Linked DNA regions of Mus musculus: region 1 is linked to region 2. Evidence: chromatin loops called from intact Hi-C (ENCODE). Cell type or tissue: heart. All regions are shown on one strand.

Evidence for each region. A loop is a pair of places that touch in the nucleus more often than their neighbours do. Peaks named below come from ENCODE experiments on the same cell type or tissue, not always from the same donor. Only the 100,000 strongest peaks of a DNase experiment are listed, where the experiment ranks them.
Region 1: a loop joins it to region 2, with 2.3 times the contacts of the local background. A loop is called at or near these places in 6 of 42 quality-filtered maps.

The regions. Positions count from the first base shown.
Region 1 is chr15:3,448,077-3,456,076 of GRCm38, forward strand. The region is part of intron 2 of Ghr (growth hormone receptor); the gene reads right to left. Among named protein-coding and RNA genes, the nearest start is that of Ghr, 130 kb to the right of the region's middle. In heart, no CTCF peak of the experiment used is centred here; no DNase peak of the experiment used is centred here.
Region 2 is chr15:3,504,569-3,512,568 of GRCm38, forward strand. The region is part of intron 1 of Ghr (growth hormone receptor); the gene reads right to left. Among named protein-coding and RNA genes, the nearest start is that of Ghr, 75 kb to the right of the region's middle. In heart, a CTCF peak has its summit at 4,675; a DNase peak (open chromatin) is centred at 4,733; H3K27ac peaks cover 214 bases.

The sequences.
Region 1 (8,000 bases), 56 kb before region 2:
AACAAAGAAACTGGTCTTATGATACACAAGTTTGTCTATCTGTCCAGGACCATCTGAGCATGCCACCTTGGGTATGTTGCTTCAGTCTACCCCAGTGTTCTCAATCTGTGGTTTGTGCCCCCTTTGGTGGGTCTTATGACCTTTCCATGGAGACCACCTAAGGCCATTGGAAAACACAGATATTTTCATTAGTATTTATAACAGTAGCAAAATTACAGTTATAAGGTAGCAACAAAAATACTTTTATGGCTGGCGGGGGGAGGGGGGGCGGGGGAGCGGGTCACCACATCATGAGGAATTGTATTTAATGGCTGAAGCATTAGGAAGGTTGAGAACCACTTGTTAAGCATAGACTCTACCCTTAACAAGCTGGTCAGACCAAACTGCCTTACTCAGGATGAAAGTGATTGTCTTTCACTTGCTTCCCTAGGTTCCTGTTCTCTCTGCAGCACATACTTTTATCACAACTACTGCTAAGAAAAACATGTCCCCTATTCCCAAACCAAAGGAGCAGTGGGTCAATGAAGGATGGAGGAGAAACGATGCCAAAGGTCGGAGGGAAAGTGGTCCTTTTCCAGATTAACCAGCTCCTCTCTAAGTGCTTTATGTATGCTAAGTACATCTTCTTCCAGTGGATTATGTTCTAACCCTCACAGGCTTTTAAAGTTACAGTCAATTATTGTTGCTATTCATTTTCTTATTTTGTTTGGGGGAAGCAAAGCTTTGCCATTCTCTGGCATGGTGTAACACTAATTCTCTTCCCACTAAAATCAAGGTATTAATAAGGTTTACACAAAGCACATTCCTATCTGAAAGTCAGATGTCAAAGCACTATTTCCATTTCCCTACATATGCAAGGCTAAAATTTAAAGGGGGCACACAATATTATTTTCACATTTAGACCTTAAGAAACTAAGGACTTTTCTAATATCATATTTACTTTCAACAATGAGAAGAGCTCCACACATCTTACTAGGGGAGCTGTTATTTAGGGAGTGGGTTCAAAAACAGATTCAGGTATTTATAGGATCTACAGTCAGAGTCTTTCATAATCTCAAAAGTTCAATGTCCAGAAGGGCAGTGAGAACTTTGATTTGGGGTCTACAAGTCTTTTATATTTCTGTACCTGTCAATATTTGAGTAGACTTATCAGGTAGGTGGGGCACAGATAGAGATTGTCTCAGGGTGATAGTGTTGGGGGGCCAGTTCATTCCATGTACAATGTTGGCCAGTGGCTGGCATACTGGGAGGGGACAGTGTTCAGTGACCTGAATGTAGGAAGGCATTATGCTCAGAGGCATTATTATCTGGAGCAAAATTATGGTTCTGGTGTCATTGGGCCCATATAAAGCTATAAATAAAATCATTCCAGCCTCAGAGAAAAGCCCTGCATGCCAGCTTCTACCACTGAACAGTTAATTTTAGATCCTTCCCAGAGTAAGGGAATCCAAGTTTAACCTGTACCCTGCTTAGACTTGGCCATTCAAAATAGCAGGGACAGTTGTGGGACTGGACTGGAGAAATCCCAGGTCAAGATTTTGATGTTGATTTATTCATTCACCTCACAAATAAGTAAAGATATTTGTCAGAATGCCAGAGGGTGAGACACAGGATAAGAAGGCTATTCTTCCTATCTGAGAGCCTAGTGACTTCCACATCAATAATTCTTTATTACATAAGTTATGTAACACCATTCTGGCAGTTCTTTGAAGCTATTTACTTTGAGTTCAATCCAAACTTGTTACACAGCTTGAAGCATAGATGTCATTGCGGCTTCACTCAGAAAATGGACCCAAACCTTATGCCAGACCCCATATACACGTCTTCCCACCCATATTCTTGTTAAAAGATTAGGTAGAAGTATTCTGAAACACTTCTCTAGTGATTGAAACATGAACTGCTCTCGTCTGTGCAACTATGTCATGGAAGTATAATGGAAATACTGCTAAGGCTACGGCTTAAGAACTAGAAACAGAGACTTCTGGCAAAAGTGTCTGATGGGACTCTGTTGATTCATTTTGAGTCATGTTGGGGAATTAGGGACTGGAGGAAACTTACAGCTGAGGTTGGTGAAGTTCCCCAGGCCTAGGACCCTCTTGGTCTATATAATGGTCTCCATACAGGACACCAAGGAATACTCTCTCTGGATGATCAACTGTGCAATCAGAAGTCAAGTAGCATTCATCCCTACATTTCTACTGTCAACATCGAGGAAGCACTGCTCTGGGCTAGAAGATGACAGTGAGCTAGTGAGCATGTGAGCTAGTGTTGCTGACAAAGATAAACTGGGATCCTGAGGCCTGCTGCTCTGAAAAGAAATGAGTGCTCTTCTCCTCAGTATTGGGGAATGCTAGTGAGCACTCTACTACCAGTTAGGGGCTCAGTAGTAAAGATAAGTAGTCACATGGACCCAAAGCCAAGCCATGAAGGCACTTTGGTCGATGAATCTAATAGACCTATAGCTCTTCATCACATGGAGTTTAAAGTTAAAGTTTTAACTAGAACCAGCTCTGGGAACACAACCACATTAACTTCAATAGAGGATGGGGAAGGAGAGGAAGAAAGGGGAAGAAGAGGAGGAGGTGGTGGTGGTGATGTTGTTGTTGTTGGTGGTGGTGGTAGTAGTGAAGGAGGAGGAGGAGGAGAATCAGGAAAAAATTAAAACCACCAACCATAGGTCAGAAGACTCTGAGATAGTTTTTCTAGTGCTCTGTGATTGAGGGACCCTGGCTGAATTAGTCTAAACTAGCATGGGCTTCTGCATAGTTGAGACTAGATTGGCCTCTGGCCAGAGGCAGATAGCCAGGTGTGCTCATGAACATCCAATTTTTGCAGATATCCCACACCAATTAACTTATATCAGTCTCTTCCCTGTCAATCCCCAAAAGGAGTCTCAGTTTGGGTTACCTAATCAAGGTGCTATGGGGACACTTGGTAAATCAGGACAGGTTCTTGTCCTGGACAAACCTGGGATCCAGGGCAGCTAAGTAGATAGATGATCTGTCATGGGCACTTGGATTACTCGGGGGTCGTCCTAAGTCTTCTACTTACAAATTAGCTGAGACACTACTTATTCACCTACACTGCTAAGGTCTTCACTGGGTTGACTCAGCTGCTGTGTAAACCTAGCCACCTTCTAGGATTCTGCCCAGCACAAAGCATTGTGCATCTCAGCACATCCTGCTTGCTTTTTGTTGCATTATATGAGGGAAGCACATATCCTGCAATAATAAAATGCTTAAGAGTTTGTTAAAGGTCTTGAGATACAGTAATGAATGTAGAAAGACTTTAATGGAGAGTTCAGTCCATTGTCCACATGGTAGACTTGCTGGTATATGGTCATCTATACCATGTGACAGTCAAAAACATAGGTGACTAGAGGGCCATAGAACTTGAGCTAGGCATAGATAAGAGGAGTTAGAAAAAGGATGCCAAATACAGCATTAAAAACATGATGCTCTCTCCCCAGGCTTGGTATGTTCCTATGCAAAGGGGTACTACCCTTCAGCTCCTACCACTTTACTGTCAGCAAGATGACCTGTGTTCCATGACTCCACTATATTAAAAGTGAATCAATGCTTTTTTTTGATAACATTTAATTAAATGTGTGGAAACTTAGAACTGGATGAATAAGAATATACTGATAGTCTCAAAGTTAAAAGTCTATTAATTGAACCACAAATATTGCACTTAGGATATCCTTAATATTTCTCTGATCATGATCTATCTATCTATCTATCTATCTATCTATCTATCTATCTATCTATCTATCTGGTATATCCTTAATATTTTTCTGATATTTATTTATTTATTTATTTATTTATTTATTTAGTCACCTTTAGACTGTCTCTCTTTTGACCTATTTTAATCTGTATCCTCTTCACTCATCCTTTCAAATTACTTTTATTATGACTATTATTTCCAAGGAGAAATTCTAACAATATTATTATCTAGCCTAAAACTCTGTAATAACTAAGGGTACTCACACCTGAAGTATGTTTACATCTCTGCTTCACCTTCTATAAATTATGGGCTCCTTAATGTCGTGAACATAAATTTTAATTTCCTCTTGGAACCCAAAAAGTATTTTAAAAAATGTCAAAAGTCAATTTTGTGTCATTGTTTACAAATGACTCTTCTTATATCTCTCATTGGCTCCATCTAGAGTCACCTGGCCTGCTCCAACATGCTGAAGTCCAATGTCAAAGTACATTTGTGATATGAGGAGGTCAAGGTGACACAGGACTGTTGATGTACATGGACATGAGCCACGACATTAGACAGATTATGAAACTCTTCTTGCTTTGTACGGTCAAAAAAGCTGACGTTGAAAGGTCTATGGCTTTCCCACTCACTTCAGGGAGAAGTCAAAGCTTTAAATTACTCGGTTTTGACATTGTTTAAAGGGACACCCTTAAATGTTTATCAGCTTCAACTGTGACTCTAATACTTCTTTGATCTATATCCAGGATTTCTTGGCAACTTCTAATGACCATGTGTAGCTTCAACTGTAGTGGTGTAGAGTTTGTTTAAAAAGTAAAAACCCCCTACTGTGCAATTATTTCCTGTTGAACAGGAAGAGCAGCAGAATCTTCCAACTAAACATCATGTTGCTCTGCATATGATTATAAAGACTGTTCAATAATATAAAGTGAACAATACTTGCTGAATTCTGGTTCCTTTAGAACATGGCATATCATTCTAGAAAAGGTTCTTTTCTCTTAAATGGTATAGAAAGATACAATATGTTTTGTAGAAGCTTTCTCCAGAGTTGGGAGAAGCAAATTATAAGCTTTGCCTATAGTTATTATTAATAGGTTATAATATATATATATATATATATATATATATATATAAACTTTATATATAAATATTATACCTAAACAGTATATATGCTCTCTGTAAATACTAAAAATGTATAAATAATGTTCCATCCTGTGTTTAGCACTTTTGTTTTGACTGGCCTGCTTACAGCTTTGAGAAATATTATTATTTGATGGATTTGGCACATACTTTTTCTTCCTTTCCATAAATTGTCAGTTTTTCGAGGCCAGACAAGTCCCGTCTTTGCCTGTGGATCCTTTTGCCATCTGGAGACGGTATAATTCTACTGAAATCAACTTCCTTAAGTCTGTTTCCAAGAGAAACAAAGTGCTCATGTGCAGTGAGCTCTGCCAAAGACACCTTTCTTGTCTGTAAATGCTCAGTAGATATTTGTTGATTTTTAAATGCATAGAATGGAACTACTCCTTGCATGCCATTCACTGAACATTGCATGCCATTCATTGAACATTGTATCATTTGGTAATTGAATGAACAGTTTTCTATGTTCAGTGCTACTCCTATGTAGTGTGATATGGGCCATCGCCACAGTTCATGTACAGAGCCCGATCCTCTCACTATACTTACCTAATGTCAAGATAACTTATTGAAGATATTTCTTGTATTCCTCATGACTCCTAGATTTAAGTTTTAAAAATAGGAAGCACTGAAGACATGTGCACACAGTGACCTTGGTGAATTAATGATTCCACGTTCACTTTGAGTTACTCTGTTCAGGGAGTCTTGATGATTTGCCTTCATCATGAGAGGCAGACATTAAAGAGTCAGGCCCTCCATCACTTCCAGGAGCTCTTCCTGTCCTAGCCAGACTGAACTTCTCTGCACATCACGGATTGGTTTGCTTCTTCCTGAGGCTGCTGAGGCCCAAGGAGAAGCTGAGTTGCTGACTGCATGCTATATAAAGATAGATGGCATACTTTATAGTGGGCACTCCTATACGCACCAAACCTTTGTGGTCATTTTTCAGCAAGCAATATTCTACATACAGCCAGTGGAAAAATCGAGCTGGTAAAGCCTTCTAAAGATGAAACAATGTTGCCCCTTCTTAAGGATGGAATAAGGAATTCTCCATGAGATTATATAACTTGCACTGAGGAGGAATATGGGGCCTCATATTAAGGATGAGTGATAAAAAAAAAAACAAAAAAACCCTTGCTATTACATTGTAAACAATACAATGATCTTACTCTTCAATGTTTGGTTCCCATTACATTTCCCACAGGGCAATTAAATTTAATTAAAAAAAAATCCTCTCAGACCCAATACATTTCCAGTTGTGTATGTGCCCAAACAAGTAGAGCCCCGCTTAAGTAGTCAAGAGGCAGCTTTCCCTTCCCATACAGACCTGTCATCTCCAATCTACCTCGGGGGCAGATTTTTACAGGTGATTACCTTATGACAAACCACTTAGTACTGCTACATATTGTGCCAATCAAGCCAAAACAAAGAACGAATTAAAAAAAAAAGAACAAAACAAAAGAAAAGAAAACAAAAAAACTACGTTGTCTAGGAGCTGAAGGGGTTTGCAGCCCCATAGGAGGAACAACAATATGAACTAACCAGTACCCCCAGAGCTCCCAGGGACTAAACCACCAACCAAGGAGTACACATGGAGGGACTCAAGAATCCAGCCGAATATGTAACAGAGGATGGCCTAGTCAGTCATCAATGGGAGGAGAGGCCCTTGGTCCTGTGAAGGCTCTATGCCCCAGTGTAGGGGAATGCCTGGGCCAGGAAGCAGGAGTCGGTGGGTTGGTGAGCAGGGGGAGGGGGAGGGGATGGGGGGGGGTTTCAGAGGCGAAACCAGGAAAAGGGATAACATTTGAAATGTAAATAAAGAAAATATCTAATAAAATAAACTACATTGTCTTTAATTCTCTACCTATATAATTTTTAGTCTGCCTTATACTGAAAGAGGAAAATCGAAAATAAAATAGGTTGATCCAGACTTGGCAAAAAAGAAAAGAAACACATGACCCATGAATGTTATCTGAGACCCACAATGTGTCATGTGACCCACAATATGTCATGTACTAAGTCTGGCTATAGCTATTAGTTATGTGGCACACACACACACACACACACACACACACACACACGAGAATTCGGGAACATGCTTGCCTAGCTTGTCTACAACCTTGTAAGCAAACAGCATAGCCTATTTTCCTTTTTTTTTTTTTTTTTTGGTTTTTCAAGGCAAGGTTTCTCTGTATAGCCCTGGCTGTCTTGGAACTCACTTTGTAGACCATGCTGGCCTCGAACTCAGAAATCCACCTGCCTCTGCCTCCCAAGTGCTGGGATTAAAGGTGTGAGCCACCACGCCAGCTCTATTTTCCTATTTTTAATCTTTAGGCTATTTTAAGAAAGTTTTCTGAAATACTCAAATATTTAAATTTGCTTAGTTTAACAAAAAAAAAGAAAAGAAAAGAAAAAAAGAAAAAAAGAAAAAAGAAAGAGGGCAATGTTTTCTCTGCTAAATTCTTCCCTATCCATAGGGCTGATAAAATACATGATTTGTATTTACTATAACATGTTTCATTTTCATATGGTTCTTTCCTCAAGCCATCAAGTCGCAAACACAAATTATTAAAAAGGAAATTAAGAAGCAGTTTTGGAACTGGCTGTTGAAACCACCACTGTGTAAGGGACTCTATGTCTGTATTCATTGCAGCTGTCAACATAACAGCATAGACATGGAATAGCCCAGACTTCAGCTTGAAGCTCCTGCCATTTGCCACAGTGTGAGTGTCTCTAAAGCAAAAGTGGCCATCAGTCTAAGAGAAAGAGGTCAGATCAGGAAAGAACAATAAACATGGTTGCATCAATGTGTAATTTTACAAATAAAAGGTCAAATTGTAGAGACAACAGTGGTTACCACATTTGGGGTAGGAGAAGGACTTGGCAGACAGTCATCCATAGGGCACAAAGAAGCAAATATGCTGTATTGAGTCTAGTGAATTAATGAACACCAAGAGAGCTGTAGTTGAGCTCAGATTATTATATTCAGGATTTCTGCTATAGAAGTAGATCAAGGCTTCTCTTGCCACAGAGAGAAAATGGGTAATCATGTGTATACATGCACTTGCATGCACACATACACACAAGCACACACACGGCTTATAACATTATATATACTTTTTTGTCACCATTCTTCTCAT
Region 2 (8,000 bases):
GTACATGGTACAATATGCATTTTTTCTCCAATCATGAAATATAAGAGAAGACTTTGACCTAATCTTTGTAGAGTTTGTATCACCCACAACAGAAGGCCCTTCCTTAATGCACAGGCAGTGTCCAAAGGGATTCTTCCATTTATTTTCTTGTCAAAAGGTGACTGTGTAGTATATTGGGCCTTAGGTTAAAATGCCACTCCTCTTTCAACCTGCTCGTAGGCAGTTAGCTAGAATAGGTTGTCGCCCCACCCCTAAGACAAGCTTTGTTCTGTTTTGTTTTTAAATAAACCATGATCTTATTTTAATAACACGTTCCATATTTTGGCACTGTACCCATTTCTGAATGAGATCATTTCATTTTCAGTCCAAAACAAGGTCAAAGGCGTTTCCTGGTCTTTCAATAACTTTTCTACAAAACCACTGTAGGAAGTTTTCTTCATACTGTACATATTCTGAGCACCGGGAGAGATTTGGAATATGACCTTAGAAAAGTAATCTCCAGAACTGCCTCATTCTGATAATCACAAATGAAAGGTTGACTGCCTCGGGCATGCAGCAGGCAAGAGGCTGCAATGTACACCTGTAATCAAAACTTGTACACACCAGTAAAACATGTTCTACCTTTCTCTCAGTGATGTTCTCATTCACTGCCTGAACACTGTCTGAACTTGATAATTTTTTGCTTTATTCATATTCATTTAGATCAAGAATTACATGGAGCAAATGACACTGTATTACACACACACACACACACACACACACACACGAGTGCACACACACATGCTCTAGATGTTAGATGTGTGAGTAGTGGTTTCCTCCATGAATGAAAATAGGATAAAGGATGGCCACCCTGTGCCAGTAGAATGGACTTAGTCACATGACCCTTGTTTGTGATTACAAACTGTATGAAGATCAAGGTACTGAATGGAAGAAGGAAGGAAAGGAAGCAGTTTCCAGTCATTATTTCTTCAACACCTTAATCATAATTTACCCAGTAGACAAAATTCATAACCACGACTAAGTAAAAGGATAGAAACAATCATTCACAATTGACTGACACTGTGCAATCATATGCTATAAAACAAACACGCATACTTCCAGATGCAGAGGCAGAAGACAAACTGATGTTTTCCTTAATTTTTGTGCTTTCAATTGGAAGAACATTTCCACTTTGCCTTTCTTTGTCTTCCTTATTCCTGGGATTTTGAAAATTGCTGTAAGAGTGTAATTTTAGACATTTTACTCAACAAAAAAGATATATTCTATGCCTATATTGTTGTAATTCCAAGGCTACAGCTTGAATGGCTGAGGCTTATTAGAGATATTTGTGCTGCAGACCCTATTCTCTGGACCTTGGTGTCTTGTTCTTTAAAATGAAAGGAGAGTACATGAAGATCTCTGATGATGTCGTTCTCTGCTTTATTCCCCCTCGAAACAAGAATTTCACTCTGTAGCCCAGGATATCCTTAAACTCATTATGCTCCCACCTCAGTTTCCAGAGTGCTTGGATTATACTGGCATAGAACTGTGTACATCATTCTGATCCTTGCCTGCCGAGTTCCTATGTGAGTGTAGATGGACAAACATTACTGTGTCTTGAAGCAGTCTAAAAAACACACAAAAGTTAAATGGCCAAGGTAATGATCCGGTCCTCCAGAGACGTTTGTTTGAAATCAGTCCACATGACACATGGATAAGTATTTGGTTGGTTTGGCCCAAACATCCACTTGTTAAACATGGTAACGTTGGGCTCGTGTCTCAGCATTTCAGCAGCATAACTTGTTGGTGGTCTAATTTGTGAAAATTTCCTATCTTCAAATTCAGTCTCTCTCTTCATCACTCCCCTCCCCGGAAGATAATCCTGGTGCACAATTTTGTTTGATGAAAAGGGTGGGAGGGATGTTATTACCCAGTCATTAGAGACCATGGATGCTACTAAGTACCTCTTAGGACAGTATGCGTTCTCTACAGGATGCAAAGACATATCTGGCCCAGCTATCAGTAATAGCACGATTGAGAACCCAGTCTGTCAAGAGAAGCTTTAGATTGACGATGGCCTGGCCAAGTTCATGTAAAATAAATAAAATAGGACTTTAGGGTTAGCATTGTCTTCTCATGCCAGATGGCCCCTACCAGCATACAATTATGGTTTAATGAGTATTTATGGGAAGCTTCTACATTAACAAAGTGAGAGAAAATTTTTATTTAAATACAAGGAAGCTGAAATTTCTCTGGACATGGTTTTCTCAATTTGTTTCATAGTAAATCCGATAGATTGTACTTTTTAAAAATAAATAAGGCATTTAGACATTACTGGGTCTAAAAGAGCAGAGCTACTAAACTCAGTCTCTTTTCAGTCCCGATTCCTTGGAGCTAAACACATATTTCACTACAGTTGACACCCTGCAAGCTCCCTCCAGTGTAGACTTGGGGCTAAGAACTAGTATTCTATGCAGAGCCTAGTGCATCTTAGATGTAAAAAAAACAGCTGTGGTAGTTCTTAAACACAAAGAATTGAGTCTTTGAGAAGTACCCATTATTGAAGATGAAGTCAAATAATGGAATACTTCCCACACTGACTCCCAGTGCTTTATAATTGTTTCAACGCAAATAATTCTAAAATATAACCCACACATCTCTGTCTTTTATAACACATGCTACTGAGCTTCATCTTCTCTTAGTGGCTTTAAAAATGTCATTGTAAAGGATGTTGTGGTGGTTTGAATAGGAATGGCCCCCACGGACTCATCTATTTGAATGCTTGGCCCATAGGGAGTGGCACTATTAGGAGGCATGGCCTTCTTGGAGTAGTGTGGCCTTGCTGCAGGACATGTGCACTGTAGGGGTAGCCTTTGAGGTTTTATATGTTCAAGGTAGGCCTAGTGGGGCACACAGTCTACATCTGCTGCCTTTACATCAGGATGTAGAACTCTTAGCACCTTTCCGGCACCGTGTCTGCCTGTACACTGCCATGTTTCCTGCCATGATGATAATGGACTAAACCTCTGAATCTGTATGCCAGTCCTAATTAAATGCTTCCCTTTATAAGAGTTGCTATGGTTACAGTATCTCTTCCCAGCAATAAATCCCTAACTAAGACAAGTGTTAGCCATTCCCCTATGCCAGGAGCAGGGTTCATGTACAGCATTTATTTTTGCTAAGGTTTTTGTTGCCTTAGCAGGTCAGGGGTAACTGATATTCTTGCTGTTTCTAGCTCCTTACCTTCCCAAAGTGACCACGGGGTGAATTACAACAAATTCCCAGGAGTAAAAAAACCTCAAAACCTACTTTCTCTCATATATTCTATATGCTTAGAATTGTTTAGCAAAACTTGACTCTCAGAGATAAACCAAAGAGTGAAAATTAGCCTTTCACATTATTTTGCAATTGTGTAACATTTGCTGAGTGTTAGAACTGTACGCTGCACATACTCTGAATGGTTTTCTCTTGTGTGACTGTTTGATTTCATCCTCATAAGAACACGACAAGGTAGGTTCAAGTGTGCAATTATCTGGATACAAACAGATGTGAGGCAGAGAATTCAGAGAGTTCTGATTTAAAGCCAGTTGACTTTACCCCCAGAACTTTGCTTGAACCACTACAACAGAGGCAGGAACATGTTAGGCTGCAGGCTGTGGGCTGCGTTATCCACAGCTAGGTTTTGTTTGGCTCAAGAGCCAGCAGTTCTTTGTGGGGCGGGGCATTTGCACCTGGGCAGCTTGCATGGTCTCTGCTAGAAGGGAGCACAGTGCTGCCTTTCCTTTCACTTGCTCAGCTCTGGAGTTTGCATGAAGACAGGGACGTTCTCTTCTAATTTGGACAAGGTTGGGGGGCAGATGAGCTAGTGACATGCATGGTTGCTAACAGTAATGAAACAAATTTCATGGCTTATTCACACGAAATTACAAATGTCTGGCTTCCATGAAAGGGGCACAAAAGGATGAATTAAGACCAAGGCTCCAGGTAATGCGGTTTCTGGTTTCTCTAGGAGGGGCTCAATCCACACATTCCTGGGAAATGCCAGGCAAGCTGTTTTTTGTTTTGTTTTGTTTTGTCTTGTTTTCCCCAAGCTGTGACCTCTGTATAGCACATTCTGGTATTTCCTTTTAAAACCCACTCTTCTCTCCTTCTTATAAATAGTCCACTCATGATGCCACAACTCAGTTCCTCCCTTATGCAAATGAACAGAAAATGTGTAACTTCCCTGAGCTGACTGACTCCCTCAGGTGACCAACAGGGTGGATTCTGTTTTCCTGTGCAAGCTGTTTTGTAGGACACACTGTTCTCTTGTTCCATGCCTGGCAGAGAAAAGAAGAAGGAAAAGGAGAAGGAGAAGGAGAAGGAGAAGGAGAAGGAGAAGGAGAAGGAGAAGGAGAAGGAGAAGGAGAAGGAGAAGAAGGAGAAGGAGAAGGAGAAGGAGAAGGAGAAGGAGAAAAAAAAAAACCACACACATAACTTTGCTCTTGGTGTCTACTGTCTGATAGCTGCTTTGCTTAGAGCACTTCCCTATCTACAGGAAAACTGTGTGCATAGCCATTTGCATGTTAAAGGCATCTGTGTTTGTTGTTGTTGCTTTTGATGGCAAAACAACCATTGCTCAGGCTTGTAGCTTGTGGGCCACTGGCAGAGAAAAGATTTTACTGAGTGAAAGGCCCTCATCTGGTGAGTGCCAGACACTTTCCTTCCCAGCTTGAGCTTCAGCACATGGCCCTTTGTCTCTGCCAAGCCAGTGGGATCCAGTCATTCCACATAGCCTGCCTGTGTCCTAACCACAGGGACGGCTGCCCTGGCCTGCAGAGACACCTGATACACAGTGAGGACACTGACAGCATCATCGCCTGGCCTCAAATCTGGCTAAGGATACACTTAGCCATTGCATTCCTCTCTGGAGCTTCCTTTATTTGACTTAGAGACGGAGGGAAATCGTTTCACCTTTTGGATCTCTGCTTCATGCCCAAGATGCAAATGAGAGCATTGGAACCTCTATTCTATCAAGTTCTTCTGAAGACTTTCAGTGTTTGGACCAGAATTTTGACCTTTGGTTTTTTAAAATAGACTTCTTTAGTGATAATTTTTTCCTACTTTTGTGTCTACAGAAAACATTTACACACACACACACACACACACACACACACACACATGACCAGCTTACTTCAAGAAATTTTCATGTCTCCTTAGAAAAAAGGAAATCCTAAGAGTTGATGAAGTATGTATGCATCAGCTGACATCACCAACCAAGAATCTAAGAAAGAAAGCAAACCTGGCTAGATTGTTATCTGTTTGTCTTTTCTCCTTACCCTGGCCCTCGTTACCTAAAAACGTGACACCTGGATCTCCTGTAGCTATTTTTTGAGCCTAAGGAATAGGTTAACATGATATGGATTATGTGGCAGAAAGCTCATGGCATTGTTGATGGAACTATACAACTTATAATGTGGAAATCTTAATTTGTTTTCTAAGTCTTGGTACCACAATGTATAACAATACTCCTCCTCCCACACAGGGTTTTTATGGGGATTATTTAAATAACACATGCTATGAAATTGCCTCTGAATGTTAGAAATCAGTCAGTCCAATCAACTAACATTATCTTTTTTTTTTTTTTTCTCATTTACCCTTCCATCCATAACTTCAACTCAAGAGGAAACTAACCCAGAGTTACTTGCTACTAGCTAACACTTTAAAACAGGTTTCTGTATAGAGAGAGGCTTTGGACTTGATGGTGGATACCACAGATCTGACCTTGAGTTAATAGGGTCTTAGGAACCTGAAAGAGATTTCCCTTCAACTTCAGCTGCAACTTAAGATAAGCAGGAGGTGGGGCCCTGTCAGGCTGCAGCAGAGAGAAAGCGTGGCCCTGCTGGCAAGGAAACAGAACAAGCTCTAAGGGAAAGTAAGCTCCAGAGCGTCCCCAATCTTCTTACAGTCTAAGATATTTGCCTTCCTGGGAAACACAGCAGAACAGAAAAGTAAAAGGGGTAAGCTCACTGTGTGCTGCCAGGCCCCAGAGGCACAGTCCAAGAGAAGGACCTGTCTCTCTTTCCTCATCGAAAAGCATGCATAATTGATTGATCTCTACGTACACAATCATTTGGGAGTGGATAACTCTTTTTAAAGAAAGTTATATTCTCCTACAATTTCTCTTTTCCCGTCAGTGGGTTTGTGTTTATTTACTTTTTAGACTAAACGACTCTGCTACCTAACTTCCCCTTAAAAGAGAGATTGGCAGAGTTGTCTGTCCAGTCAGATTGTAGGTATTCTCGGTTTTACTTTCCTTGGTGGCGGTCTACATTTCCTTTGCTCACTTGTATATGGAGTGAATAAGTAGCCACAGGTAGTATACCGGGGGAAGGCCTGTGTTCTTGTTAAATAGCCCCAAACTGGTGGCCCACAGCTTTGTAGTCCCTGCTTGCAAGGGACTGTGGGAAACAACACAAGAAATATTTGGTAATAGCTAACTTTTTCTCACCAAGAGTCCTTACCATAGAACAATCTAAACTATAGGATTTGCCTAAAACTTCACCAGTGCGAAAGGCATGGAAGAGAGAAGCGTTCTGACCAGAATGGACTCAGCACCAAGAACAGCCAGATTCAAGAGCTCCAAGGTTAATGTAGAATGTGATAAGCAAGGGAAAGCAGAAAGCGCGACTGGATTTAAGGCTTTTTTTTTCCCTTCAAGATAAACATACTCAAATAAAATAAAATACTCTGTGGACTAGAGCAAGAAGGTTCCTTTTAAGGACTTCAGCTGTTAGGGGTGGATGGAAACCACAGATAAGAATTTCAGCCTTTGACTGTAAGTGCAACAGGACAAGAAGCAGACGTAAAGTCTGGTTTATGGACCGGTAGATGAGCACAGTCTACTGAAGAAGCAGACCCCTCGAGGCATCTTCAAGTCTGGCTCTGAGGCTGCTGGACATTGGTGACGCCATTTTGCTTTCTTCACTGACTTACATGCAAATGTCTCACACAAAATGAATAACTCACATGGGATATGCCACGGGAGAGGCTAAATGCACAGAGAACAAACACAAAGGACACAAATCAGTCAGAGGAGGCAGATCAGGATTGGAAAGCTTTCAGAAAGGCTGGAATTGGTTCACTCTGTGGCTGGGTCATTTGTTCCCATAAATATATTGATTTTTCATTCTCCTTGCTTTGAACCCCTGCCTAAGTTTTCTTTCTCAAGTAGCACTAAGACTTACAAATGGTTTACATTATGCAGTGTTCTAGGCATGCTGTATACACATGTGTCTATTCTGTTGATCTTTACAATCCCATGACTAGGGTAGAGATGAGATATCTGAAGCCAAGAGATTTCCAACAATATTCTCTGAGTTTATGCAGCTAGCAAGTGATGTGACTCGGAGTGCAATACAGATATTGTGGCTCCAGACTGTGTGCTCAGCCAGCATCTTATTCCAAGGCCATAGGTCATCTCCCTCATCTCAAAGCTGGCATTTGACCAGACCAGAGGCCTCAGAGCAATAGTCGCACTTCACCCTCTGAAGTATATGAGCATATATTTGGTCATTTTCTCAAGAAAGTTGTCTAGTGCAACTTTTAGATACAATTACCAATTTGTAGAAACCAAGGACATTCAGAAACAAGCAGAAAGGCACATGTGGAAACAATCTACACATGCCAGCCAGTATGGATTTTGCCAAGACCTCAACTCAGTTTCTTCAGTAAATAAATTTCAGAGATAGAGTTAAAAAGAGAGAGGGAGGGGGAGGGGGAAGGAAGCAAAGAGGAGCAAGATGAGGATTTGACCTACAGATTAAAAGTGGCTTAAAAGATTTTTAATCATTACAACATGTGAGTGTTATTTGGAAGCCTATTTAAACAAAATATTAAAGTGTAAGCTATATTATTTATGAGACAATTATAACTTGAGCATTATCTGAATATGCAATAATTTATAGTGTTATGAATATAGCTACTGAAGCATGATGGGTGAGGTGACATGGTACCTGGATCTGTTCCAAAACTATGTGGAT